2 separate regions of the Homo sapiens genome follow, and region 1 is linked to region 2. A link is a loop called in an ENCODE intact Hi-C map of the cell type or tissue named here. Cell type or tissue: Calu3. All regions are shown on one strand. Links, peaks and the distances in the headings refer to the core of each region. The heading gives the core; the rest is flanking DNA. Region 1 holds the start of LOC107986733 (a long non-coding RNA gene). Region 2 has its middle 170 kb from the start of EVX1-AS.

What was found. Hi-C counts contacts between places; a loop is a spot of excess contacts. Peaks named below come from ENCODE experiments on the same cell type or tissue, not always from the same donor. Only the 100,000 strongest peaks of a DNase experiment are listed, where the experiment ranks them.
Region 1: a loop joins it to region 2, with 4 times the contacts of the local background. A loop is called at or near these places in 2 of 110 quality-filtered maps.

What each region holds. Positions count from the first base shown.
Region 1 is chr7:27,343,251-27,349,926 of GRCh38, forward strand. LOC107986733 (a long non-coding RNA gene) reads right to left here and starts at 3,520. Exons shown (of 3, transcript XR_001745009.1): 1 at 3,460-3,520. In Calu3, for the core only: no CTCF peak of the experiment used is centred there; a DNase peak (open chromatin) is centred at 3,861.
Region 2 is chr7:27,416,779-27,423,454 of GRCh38, forward strand. No RefSeq gene overlaps it. Among named protein-coding and RNA genes, the nearest start is that of EVX1-AS, 170 kb to the left of the region's middle. In Calu3, for the core only: no CTCF peak of the experiment used is centred there; a DNase peak (open chromatin) is centred at 3,203.

The DNA.
Region 1 (6,676 bases), core at 2,379-4,878, 73 kb before region 2:
TCTCAGTGGATCAGCTTCTTCCTGAGGCTAGCTCTTCTCATGGTCATGAGATGATGCTACTCATTAAAAGAAGAGGGAGGGTCAGCTGGGCGCAATGGCTCACGCCTGTAATCCCAGCACTTTGGGAGGCTGAGGCAGGCGGATCACTTAAGGTCAGGAGTTCAAGACCAGCCTGGCCAACCTGGTGAAACCCCATCTCTCCTAAAAATAGAAAAAATAGTTGGGCATGGTGGCGTGTGCCTGTAATCCCAGCTACTCGGGAGGCTGAGGCAGGAGAATCACTTGAACCTGGGAGGCGGAGGTTGTAGTGAGCCAAGATCATGCCGCTGCACTCCAGCCTGGGCAACAGAGCAAGACTCCGTCTCAAAAAAAAAAAAAAAAAAAAAGAAGAAGAAGAAGAAGAAGAGGGAATGTTTCGTAATGTGCTTCTCTTTAAAACTAAGGAAACTTTCCTGAGAAGGCCTCTGGTAGTCTCTCTTGCATTTCACTGGCCAGAATTGTGTTGCAGCCTCCTTCCTAAACCAGTCACTGATAGAAGACAGCATTACCTTGCTTAGCTTGGTCTATTCAGGCTTTACTATGAATGACATAGAGAAAGGGAGGTCTCCAAACAAAATCAGGGCTCTCTCAGGAAAGAAAGGCAGAGGGGATAACTATTGGGCAGACCACCAGTCAGGTTAGCTTCCATCGCCCACACTGTTTGTCTTGGGATAACCAGAGTAAACGAGCAGCGGCTCTTAAAACACTTTCTGTAATGTCTAAAGAAACACAACCCATAAAAGGTTTAGCAATGACAAACTACTGTGTTATGACTTTAAAATGGTTACTGAGCATCACGCAGTGTTCAACATTGCTACTGTGAAGTTTGGTATGGTAAGGAGAGAGGCAGATTTGGAGAGAGAAGACCTAAATGTGTTCCTGGACTTCAACGATTACCTGTTTGACCTTAAGTAATGAATCAGCTTTTCTGGATCTTAGTTTTATCATCTGTAAAATAGAGATTTGTCTACCTCAGAATTTGCTGTGAGGATTCAATACAATGTGATGCAAAGGAAAGTGCGTTGTAAATTACTAAGTGGTTCATACATGAGGGAGATTTAATTAAATTAATGAATTTTAATTGGTAAATAAAAGTTGTATGCATTTATGGTGTGCAACATGACATTCAAAATATGTATACATTGTGGAATGGCTAAATCAAGCCGATTAACATATCCATGGCTTCACATACTTATTTATTTGTGGTGAGAACACTTAAAATCTATTCTCTTTCCAATTTTCAAGTGTATAGTACATTGTTATTAACTATAGTCACCCTGTGGTATAGAGATGTTTTGAAAGAGGAGCAATAATGTGCCATTTATCCAAGCAAAAATCTCCACACCAGTCTTGGCAGTAGACCTGCAGAGGCTCTAAGGGAAAACAGCTGGAAGGATTACAGCTAATGAGCAGGCTTTTCAATGAAACAAAGCTGATTTAGTAACAACCCAAACAAAGTTAGTCTCTTCAGGCATTTTTTTTTTAAGTTAATAAGTTCAGGAGGGAGTTTAGATGTGCAAATGTGGTTACCTGGGCTTAAAGGTGATCAGGTGAACAGGAGTATATTGGTTCTAATTAAGGAGCACTTGACTTGTATTTTAACATAGTTAAAGCTGAAATCCAAAGCGCTTCATTTCTACAGCAGGCTTGCCTCTTCATTATAGCAAAATCTTCACTCAGTTCTGTTACCTCATTAGAAAGCTTAGTCATCTATACAACATTCTCACTCACTCACACCTGCATATTTCCTATACCTCCAAATGGCCTACCAGGAAAATATCTTTTTTCCTAATTAATAAGTTACTGTGATCTCAGTTTCTCTTCCCACGCCCTCAGCACTTCAGAGCTTGAATTATTCATTTCCAGCCTCAGTGCTGGGCTCCAGCTGCTCATATTGAAGAAGGCTCTGTTGACCTTGAGCTTGAGAATTTGTATGTGTTATAATACAGATGTCATTAAAATATAAAATTTACCTGCTGAGAACAACATTATACTATTTATGAAACCATATAATTTCAATAACTAAACTCAGCAAGATTTTATTGCTCTTTCCACCTGCAATCACAGAAGTGCTGACTCATCACTTGAGAACCACAGCTCACCAATGCGCAGCTTCACTAAAAATCTGCAATGAGTCTTATTTTTTCATCATCTCTATGTAACCTTTTTTTTTGTGGCAGTTATACAGCCCCCTTCTAAAAGGTTATAATTAATTAAAGGCTCAAATTAACACCAGGAAAACTTTCATGTCACAAAATCTTCAGTGCCTCCGTGGTTAGAAAGAGCTATATTTTTAATACCATGATGATAAATTAAAATTCAGGAATGTCTTTAAAATTTTTTATAGGTATTTTAACAGTCAATTTCACCTTCTCTGAAGATAGACTAAAAGGAGCCTTCTTTGATGTACTGAATTTCCTTATCTCCCACTCTGGCTTATTTATTTTACTTTATGTTATATACAGATACACACACATGCACAATTTTCTTCGAGATATCAGTCCTTTTTGATCAGAATGCTTAAGTAATTTTGTAATTCTCTTAAGGGTCTTTAGACATAGTCATATGACCATTTATAGTGCATTTCATCTTGATCCCCTCCTCCCAAAAATTGAGGGGAAATAAAGGCTTGCCTCATGGAAATGGACAAATAATTTACCCAATTCCATTTTCACTTTGAACCACAGTTGATATCAATATAGTTAAAAGTGAGATGAAGGTATGAGAACAGCAGAAAACATTAATTGTACGTACACGGGATACCGCTCTGTTTATGTGTCACCAACAATTGCAGAAGCATGGCAATGGCCTGTGAAGTGTCCTCCCGACTCCAACTGTGGTACGAGTGTGTGCACAGAAAGTGAACATTCTTAGAATTCACAATCGCTAATGCCATTCTTATCTGTAGAAGTATTACATCATTTACACATTTTTACTAAGCTGTTAGCCTCAATCATGCCCCGAAGCAGTTATTTCCACAGGTTAATGATGTATTATATAAAGAACGATTTCCTTTTTATTCTTGGAGGATTTGCCTTTTAATTTCATTTAGCAACCATTTTGTCTTACATGATGGAATGTTGTAGGCTTAAATTAACTCTCCAAAGATTGAAAAAAATCGATGTCTGTTAGCTGCGCTTTGAACTATACTTAAACCTTACAAATGGAATTTTCTATTTTCTTTTAAAGGGGAGGATTATAAAGAATATTTGATTATTTTGGTAAAAACAGGCTTCCCTTAGTAAAAGAGATAGTATGTTATGAATGACGTTTATAACCTAATATTATTTAGATAAGGTGGAAAAAAAGCCCCCCCAAACCCAGCAGGACCTCAATGATGGAAGCAAATCTGGAAAATAAGGAAATCTGATAAAACATAAGCCCACCATTTTTGCCTTGTGGTGTGGGTGTTGTCCTTACCTGCTGGAAAACACTGGCAAGTCTGTTCAGTGAGAGGCAGCCGAAGAAGGCTAGCAAATAGATTTATTAATCATTTCAGGAAAAATGAAGAATGCCTTTAAAGACAACACCCTCTTCTTGGCTTCACAGAATCTTTTTAGGTTTTACTGTTAATAAGATTAAACAGGAGATGAGCAGTAAAGATATTGAAGCAGAGTTTTTTTTATAAGAAAAAGTACACATTAAGAATCGGGCTCCCCCACCACTTAGCTCAGCACTGTGTCCACATTCTTCTATTCAGATTTTTTTATTGCTGTTTGCTTAGGGGAAAAAGTCCCTGTTGAAAGAATGCGGGCCGGAGTACATTAGTCACCTTTCCAGTGCTGTTTCTGTGGGACGGGGCCACGTATCCCTCCCAACTCTGTAAGTTCTCTGCTAGTCAGGGCTGGAGACTGCTGCTGGCAGAAACCCAATCTTCTCCTTGCAAATAAAGGAGCCATCTGACAACGCTGTATTTGTTGGGGCCTCTTCTGAACCAATCAGAGACTGCCCTTGACCGACGGGAGGAGGAGAAGTTTATAATAGGATCAGTTTTGTTTGCAATTTGTTTCTAATAGATGCCAATAAGCCAGTTAACTAGGCTCCGGTTAATGGACATTTTATTGTTCCCCCCCTCCCGCCATGGTGCACATGACCTTTCCTTAGAAGCATTTGTGATGCCTGAAAACATGTATCTGCTGCCTGGTAGCCAGAGGGCTTGCTCTGCTCTAGAAAACTTGTTCCCTAGCCCCGAGCTGCAGACCAGACCCAAATACTTTGATCATTCTGTCAGTGGGAAATTTAGAGCAACATTCGGGCTTTTGTTCCATGTGTATTTCTCCAAATGTAATATCTCCCTCAAGAAATCAATGATAAGCTGTTAAACTAAAGAGCATGGTAACATCCACAGAGCAGTAAATTAATGGTCTTTCGTGGATAGATGGTTACAGATTTCATCATAAAAAATGGATAAAAGATTACATATCACACAGAGCGAAACTTTTAATAACTCAACATGACTTTTCTTAATGGGTTTTATTCATTTTAATCATTATAGTGTCAATGATGATTATAGCCTTATTAGATTGTAGTGATTGAAGGGCCTGTTTATGAGATATTGAAAATCTCAGCCTGCTCAGAATAGCCTGGCGGCCTGTGTGGGTTTGATGTGTAACTTTATCTGAAGGAGCAGGGCTTGTCAGGAGACTTTCAATTAATACTTTTACTAAATTGCTCCTGTCTTTAGTGACCTAGGTCACAGATGACTTAGGGATTCCACAACATCAGCTTTCCCAAACAGTTGGGCTACAGCAGTGTAAATCAAAAGAGGTTGTGAGTGTGTGTGTTTAAACGAAGGTAGGACTAGGAAAGGCCTCAAGTGAAGTGGCTTGAGTCCTTCTGTCTCACTTCGCAGCCAGGAGAGTCCTCTTTCTGCCTTACGATGCCTCACGAGAAAGGAGTTCTAATAACGGGATAAAAAGTTGGCCTCAAGAATCTGGAAGTTTCTCCGTTTTTCCCTCCATGTCTGGGCACATGATTAAAATAAAAATCAAGACTCCATTCATGATTAATAAGGTGCTATTTCAGAGAAATGCCCCAAAACCCAGTCATCCTAAAAAAGTTATTATAATAAAGGTGTCAATGTTCCTAAATTCAAAATAATAATAATAATAAAACCTACAGATGAATACCTTCAGTGGGACCAAGATTATAATGCCATCTATTTGATATCCTGATTTAGTATTGATTCTTTAGAATATCTATTTCCATTACAAATAAGTGTCACCTAAAAGTTATTCCAAATGTTTCACTATAATGGATGTCATCTGTAATAGGCCTTTGAGAAGCAGTGTGGTGTGTCATGGTGTTACAGGAGACCTGGGTATAAATTTGGGCTACTTCCTTTACCAGCAGTATGTTTTGGGACAGGTGACTTGAATTGTCATAGCCTCCATTTCTTCATCAGTAGAAATGGGAATAATGATAATACCCATTTTACCTGTCTCCTTTGTAGGGTGACTAACAGAATCAAATGAGTTCACATTTGTGCTGAAAAAACTCTGTTTTCAAGTGAATCTTTAGAATGTCACTAAGATCCAGGAGCCAGGTGATGTGGCTTTTAAAAATACAGGGTTCAGTGTTAGATAGAAAATATCAAGTGATTTGATGAAAATCTGGAAAAGTCAAATTCAATTGAAGTCTAAGTGATTAGGTCCCAAATATTTGAGAATAGAATAATAAAAGTCAAAAGGAATCTAGCAGAGCTTTTTTTTTTTTTTTTGCTTTTTTAGTAGGGAGAAGTGGATATTTGAATGTAAAAAGATAGTGCAAGCCAGTAGGAATGGCTTGGGAAATGCCATACTGTATGGACAAGTGGTCTGTCTCCGTCTGTCAGATGGGCATAGCTGAGAATCAATCTCAGTCCAGACCTTAGCACAGGAGAAGGGAGATAATCACGGGTGGGGGAAGCCCTGGAATTCAGAAGGGAAGAGAAAGGGAAAGAAATGGGGGTAGAGGAAGGACAGTGGCTTACGCCCAAGCTGGAGAAAACGCACAAAATTAAAGGGAACCAAGGGTTGGAGAGGGGGGCAGCTGGTAAGTGGGAACTGAATGGAGTCCATCTATGACAAGGAAGCACACAGCAGGGAGGAGGTGCGGTAGGGAAAGAACATGACCATGACCTTGGGATCCCACAACCCTGGTCCAGTCTTTTTCTACCACCCTCACGATGGCCCCCCAGCTGCCAGCCCCACTCAGTATCCACTCACCACTAAGGACATGCCCTGTGGAGTCAGTCACATTTATATCTGCTTGGGGTAGATATAATCTATGGAGTGGTTGCAGATACTCAGATAATCTCAAAATTTAATTCCCTCGGTCCACAGACTTCTATTCTTGATCTACACACTCTCCCTGGGATAGTCAAGGCTAAGCTTCTCTACACAGCCTTTCAGTCCCCCAACTTTCTCCCTGGGTCCAGACATAACTTTCTAACTGCCTTGCTGGTCATCTTTGCTTAGACATATCCTGAACCTACCTTGTTCTCATCAAACCTGTTCCTCCTCCTGAGTTCCATACCTTGGTTAATTACACATCCACTGGCCCAGGTCACCAATTTTTGAGTCATCTTCCACTCTGTGTGCTTTACTCCCCAAATCCAATCAATCACTAAGCCCTGTCAATTCTAATTCCTTAGTGC
Region 2 (6,676 bases), core at 2,234-4,733:
AAAGAGATCTGAACTATCACTTATCTCTTTAAGACCCTCAACAGCCTTAGAGGATAAAATCCCAATGCCCGTTAGCATACTCGAGACCCTTCACCATCTGGCCTCAGTCACCTGCGTAGCCCCCTCTACCCCAGTCTCCGACTGAATGGTCTAGTCCCCTTCACCTTCTCTGTCTGTGCCCTAAATGGGATCATGCCTCCTCTACCCTGACCACACCCTTGTCTCCACCCCTGCCTTGGCTCCAATTGCTCACTTTTTTTTTTTTTTTGAGACGGAGTCTCGCTCTGTCACCCAGGCTGGAGTGCAGTGGCATGATCTCGGCTGACTGCAAGCTCCGCCGCCCGGGTTCACGCCATTCTCCTGCCTCAGCCTCTCCAAGTAGCTGGGACTACAGGCGCCCGCCACCACGCCCGGTTACTTTTTTGTATTTTTAGTAGAGACGGGGTTTCACCGTGGTCTCGATCTCCTGACCTCGTGATCTGCCCGCCTCGGCCTCCCAAGGTGCTGGGATTACAAGCGTGAGCTACCGCGCCCGGCCCTGACTTTTTAAAAATTAATTTTTGTGAGTACATAGTAGGTATATATATTTATGGGGTACATGAGATGTTTTGATACAGGCATGTAGCATGTAATAATCACATCAGAGTAAATGGGGTATTCATCACCTCAAGGATTTATACTTTGTGTTACAAACAATCCAATTATACTCTTTTAGTTATTTTTAAATGTACAATTAAATTATTATTGACTGTAGCCACGCTGTTGTGCTATCAAATACAAGGCCTTATTCATTCATTCTATTTTTTGTACCCATTAACCATCCCCACCTCCCCCTAACTCCCCACTATCCCTTCCAGCCTCTGGTAGCCATCCTTTCATTCTCAGTCTCCATGGGCTCAATTGATTTGACTTTTAGATCCCACAAATAAGTGAGAACATATGATGTTTGTCTTTCTGTGCCTGGCTTATTTCACTTAATGTAATGACCTCCAGTTCCATCCAAGTTGTTGCGAATGACAGGATCTCATTCTTTTTTATGGCTGGATAGTACTCCATTCTGCATGTACCACATTTTCTTTCTCCATTCATCTGCTGATGGACACTTAGGTTGCTTCCAAATCTTGGCTATTGTGCAGTTCCTCACCTTTAAGCCACAGAGGCTCACTGAGCCTTTAAAGTTCAGATCCAGTTCCAACTCTTCAGCTAAGTCTTTCTCAACATTCCTTTCAAGCCTTTAAAAACAAATGGCTTCTGGAACTACATCCCCATAGTACCCCGCTCACACATCTGCTGTGCATTGTGCCTCAGCTGGCCTGTTCTTCCATCAGTAAGTGTGTGCTGAGGATCTGCTATGCGCCAGGCACTCTTCTAGACCCCGGGAGAGAGAGGTGAACAAATCTGGCAAGATCTGCCTTTGCCAAGCTTACACTCTAGATAGGGAGCTAGAAAAGAAAATAAATGACCAAACATAGTCAGAGGGTCATGGTGCCAGGAGTTGTACTCGGTTTTGGGAGTAGAACTGAGCTAGGCCCAATCCCTGCTTTCAAGGAGCTTATGGTCCTGGGGATGGGGAGGGAGGGGAGCATGAAATGAGGGAGTAGAGGTGGGGGGTTATGGGAAGAGGAGGAAAGAGCATCTAAATACTGGGCCCAAGTGTGAGGAGTCCCCAAAGTCATGGAGAGGTCAATGAGCGATGGCCAGAAACCACAGGGAAGGCTGATTTAGAAACTACTGGAGAACCTTCTGAGAGGGTCAGGACGTTGACAAGGTAGAATGCATTCTAGGTAGGCCCAGCCTGAGAGAGAAGAAAAAGAGATAGTTTCCAGAAATGCTTAGATGGTATCCCCATCCAAATTTACCTCAGTCCAGAATTTTCCCCTTTGCTTCAAGGCCACTTGACGATAGTGGTCAAGACAGAACTGGAAGTCCTAAGGTCATATCCCTGATTCATATCCTGTGCCTGAAACCCTGCTACTTCCTGAATTCCTGTGCTCCTCGGGTAAGACTTCCTCGTGGAGATGGAGCTAAAGAAACTAAAAGACACTCCCACCCTTGTTAGGATAGACTTTATTTGCACATAAGGTCAGACAAATTTCCATAATGCCACCTGCTATGGACTGAACATATTCCTGCAAAATTCATGTGTTGAAAGCTACTCCCCAATGTAATGGTATTAGATGAGGTTTGAGGAGGTGGTTTGGTCATGAAGGTGGACCCCTCAAGAATGGGATTAGAGCCCTTACAAGTGGCTGAAGCAACCAGAGTGTTCCTTTTCCATGCGAGGACATAGCAAGAAGGTCCCACCCAGGAGCCGTAAGCAAGCCCTCACCAGACACTCAATCTGCCTTCAATGTGGACTTCAAGGTCTGTGGGAACTGTGAGAAATAAATTTCTGTTGTATATAAGCCACTCAGCATATGTAATTTTATTTTAGCAGTCAGTTCAAATGGGCTAGATGCTACGCTTGAGGGGACCTCCAGGAATAGATAAAGGCTGTGTCCCATGTCTCCTGCAAAGCAAGAAGTACACCACAATATATAAAATAAAAAGCCAAAAATCATCCCAAGAAGTCGACATTATATCATCATTAAGACCCAGTTGGTCTTTACTTGCCCTGTTTTCCATGGTTTGTCTGAATTCTCTCCCACCTTCCCACCATGCCAAGACTGCAGGGGTGTGTTGACTTTCATTGCCTTGAAATAGTTAATCTTTGCAACCAAGGTTCCAAATGGGAGGCTTAAACTGGGAATCAGCTCACTCTGTGTGTAGGTCATTTAAGAGCTCAATCTCATCTTTGAAATATAGATTAACTAGGAGAGTATGAGTTCAGCATTTCTCTATAATGTTGTTTCATTGATCCTGCGGGCCAACTGGACATGGCTTCAGATGGATACCTAAAAATTAGTTTTAAAACTTTCCCATCTTTTAATATTTTATAACCTGTCAGAAAATCAATTATGGACTCTGCCCCCTTTCAACGCTTGGTTTCATAGGAGCTGATGTTTAACCAAAGCAAGGTTCTTTCCTCTCCTTTACAAAAAGCAATGGACAAGTTTAGAGTAAATGATGACTTCAGGGAATTTCTTGGATTTGTAAAGATTTAGAGATGAATTGAATAGCTTTGACCTGCCAAGTCCACAGCTTGGGTTTCTCTCTCTCCTGAGCCATAGCCAGCAAATGGTTTCCCTAAACACTGGGAAAGATCAGGGATCCAGAGGTCAGTATTGTGGGAACCCAGTCATAATTTAAACTTGTCAAATATCTTGATATATTTCTTCAAGCCCAGTGAATCACAAAGGGCCTTTCTCCAAAACCTGTCCTTCCTCTTATGCACACACATGCACATGGAGCACAATCTTTCAGGTTTAAAAAAATTTTTTTTTCATTTTTTAGTTTAGGAGGATTTAAGGGAAGAATAAAGATTAGGAGATATGCCAGAGCGATTTTTATTTTTTCTTTTTCTGTATTTCATAACATTTCTAATATGAACATATATTAATTTTGTAAGAGAAAATAAAGTTAAAAAAAAAAGAACCTAGGTAAAGTCACACTAACATAACACTAAGAATCCATGTTGAAAGAAAGTGGAATTAATTTTAGGTTAACAATAAAAATTTCAACTTCCATAGCATGCATACTCCAATCACTTCTGAATGGCCATATTCATCAAAATGAACTATAGTTTGTCCCATGAAAATAGGTAGAAGCCAGGAACCGTGGTGCACATCTATAGTCCCAGCTACTTAAGAAGCTGAGCCTGGAGGATCCCTCAAGCCCAAGAGTTCAAGGCTGCAGCGAGCCATGATCGTGCCACTGCACTCCAGCCTGGGCAACAAAGTGAAACCCTGTCTCTATTTAAAAAAAAGAAAGAAAGAAAGAAAATAGGTAGATTAAGCATTCATGTTTAAGAAATGGGTAAGGAAGAAAGAGAGAGAGAGAGGAAAGGAAGGAAGACAAGAGGGAGGAGAAAGAGATAAATCCTGGCCAGGATGAAAGGGGAGAAAAGGAAGGGGAGTTGTAGAATGAAAAAGGAAAGTGGATCGAGTCAGATGCTATTGAACTGATAAAGTGTTCAGTTCTGTTGGGGAAATTCCAGCTGGCCTCACACCCATGTTTATTGCAGTAGGTAGCAGCAGCAGTATAATACCTCTCATCCCTGGTAGTACCCATGGCACAACTGCACATTATGCTGTAAATGGAAGCAGAACACTTGCTATCTTTATTGTGCTGACATTTAATGACTAGAAGAGGCCTGGGAGAGAGATACCCACGAGATCCTGCCTTTGGTATGTTGGCCACAACTTCCAGAATGGGGATGCCAGTTACTTGCCTCTCTTTATGCTTTTGAACAAACTAGCCACCAGCTGGGCTTTCCAGATCTCTCAGTGGTTAAAGAGCTGGGGAAGTCTCGGGAAGAAGGTGGTATGTTTAGCCTGGGGCACGGGGAAAGTAACATGGCTGCTGGTAGCAGGCACAGTGGTAGGGGAAGCCCTACGTGGATTACAGTGAAATGGAGTTTACCTAACAAATTAACAAATAATATGTTCAATTTCTGCTTTCGGCCTACCTGTCTGGTTGGTTCTGAGAACTCAAGTTAGTTCTTCCTTATTTCATTCGCCAAATTTGACAAGTCCCTGAAATTCATCACTGGCAACTTAACCCAGTTTGTTTCTTCTACCAAATGCAAGGAACCAAAACATTTTCTTTTCTTATTCCCATTTGGCAATGACATTTTACTTTGGATAGTGGGACATGTCTAAACATCCTCCTACTTATTAGTTACAAAGGTGCCATAATGTAGGCCTCAATTCAAATCCACCTCCCACATGTAGTGGGAACTTGGGCAAATTAATTTACCTCTCACTACCTTAGTTTCCTAACCTCTAAAATGCAGAGGGTAACAACAGTACCTCCTTGTCATGGACGTGTTGCAAGGATTGCCCATGTTCATGAATGTAAAGCATTTTGAACAGTGCCCAGTGTGAGTTTAATGCTCTGTGTTCACTATGATCATTTCAATCATCCACACATATTTTTGAGTCCCTGTTATGTGCCAGGCGCCTTCCTGATCACCAGGAATAGAAAAGTGAGGATGTCTTTGGAGCTTATATTCCAGTGGAGCAATAGAGTCATAACAAAATGAACAACAATAACGGCCACTAATATTTATTGGGATTATAATATGCATAGCCTTACTTGATCTTTCTAATAATCCTAAGAGGTAAGTAAGAGTATTGTTTCATAGGAGAGGAATCCACAGGCTTCAAGGGGTTCGATAACCTGATCACACAACACAGCTGCTAAGTGGCCCAGCCCAGGGCTGGAATGGAACAACATGGTTCCCAAGTTTTCAGTCTTAACTGTGTCTTTCACTTTTATGGAATTGGGCTATTTTCAACTAACAACCGTGGTTCTAGGAAACAACACAGCCACTTTGTCCCTTTATGTTATTCTTAAAGAATCATTGCCCTGTCTCCCACTTTTATGCCAGTCACTGAGTTTTTGGTAGCCATTCACTGAACATGATCAAATTTAACCACCCAGTGTAAAGGATTTTACCTGCTGGTCAGAGGAACAACTCAGCATTTGGAAGAACATTTAATACTGTACGGCGGCGTTGGCCTTCATGCTGAGAGACAAGCGCACATCTCAAGGCCTACCCTGAACCAATCACTGGAGGATGGTTTAATTGGTTAATCATATAAATTACAATCACTTAATCATTTTAAGCACCATCAGCCAATTAGCTCAGAATTATGGGCTCTGAGGTAACAGTCATGCAAATGTTTGTTCCACTGCAGGCTATTAACAGCCATATTTTCTCTATCAAGATGACAGAGACTGATGGGTGGGGGAAGAAAAGGAAAGAGAGCATTTGTTTAGTTTAAACTTCTTTCCTGTTGGGTTATAATGAAGCATTCAGTGGGGAGGAGCGCCATGTGCAGTGATTTCTGTATCCTACTCAATGTGAGTCTCCGAGTGGATTGGAGGGAGGCCCCTGAGCAAAGAACTGCAAGGAATGGCTTCAAAACTGCTGAATCAAGACTGCGCAGGAGTTTAGCCTACTCTTGCTGCCAGGTGCTGGCTTTGTTGACCACCTGGTGTGCTCAGCCATAATACAGATAAATTGAGGACTGGCTGGGCACGGTGGGTCACACTTGTAATCCCAGGAGTTTGGGAGGCCGAGGCTGGCGGATCACTTGAGCCCAGGAATTTAAGACCAGTCTGGGCAACATGGCAAAACCCCATCTCTACAAAAAAAAAAAAAAAAAAAAACACCCAAAAATTAGCTGGCCACGGTGGCACACACCTGTAGTCCTAGCTACTCAGGAGGTTGAGATGGGAGGGTAGATTGAGCCCAGGAGGTCTAGGCTGCAGTGAGCTGTGATTGCACCACTGTACTCTAGCCTGGGCAATAGAGCCAGACCCTGTCTCAAAAAAAAAAAAAAAAAAAAAAAAAAAAAAAGAAAGAAAAAGAAAAGGAAAGAAACTGAGGACCAAAATGAGGACATGACTTTTGTGGCTGCTTTTTCTCCACCAAGCAACAAAGAGTGTCCACTAATCATGCAGGAGAATAGATCAAGTTCAGACAGAGCGTCCCCATCTACGATAACCATTACTATATACTAACAATGAAGAAAATAAAACAGCTCTGGAAAGCAAGGTGAGTCATCGT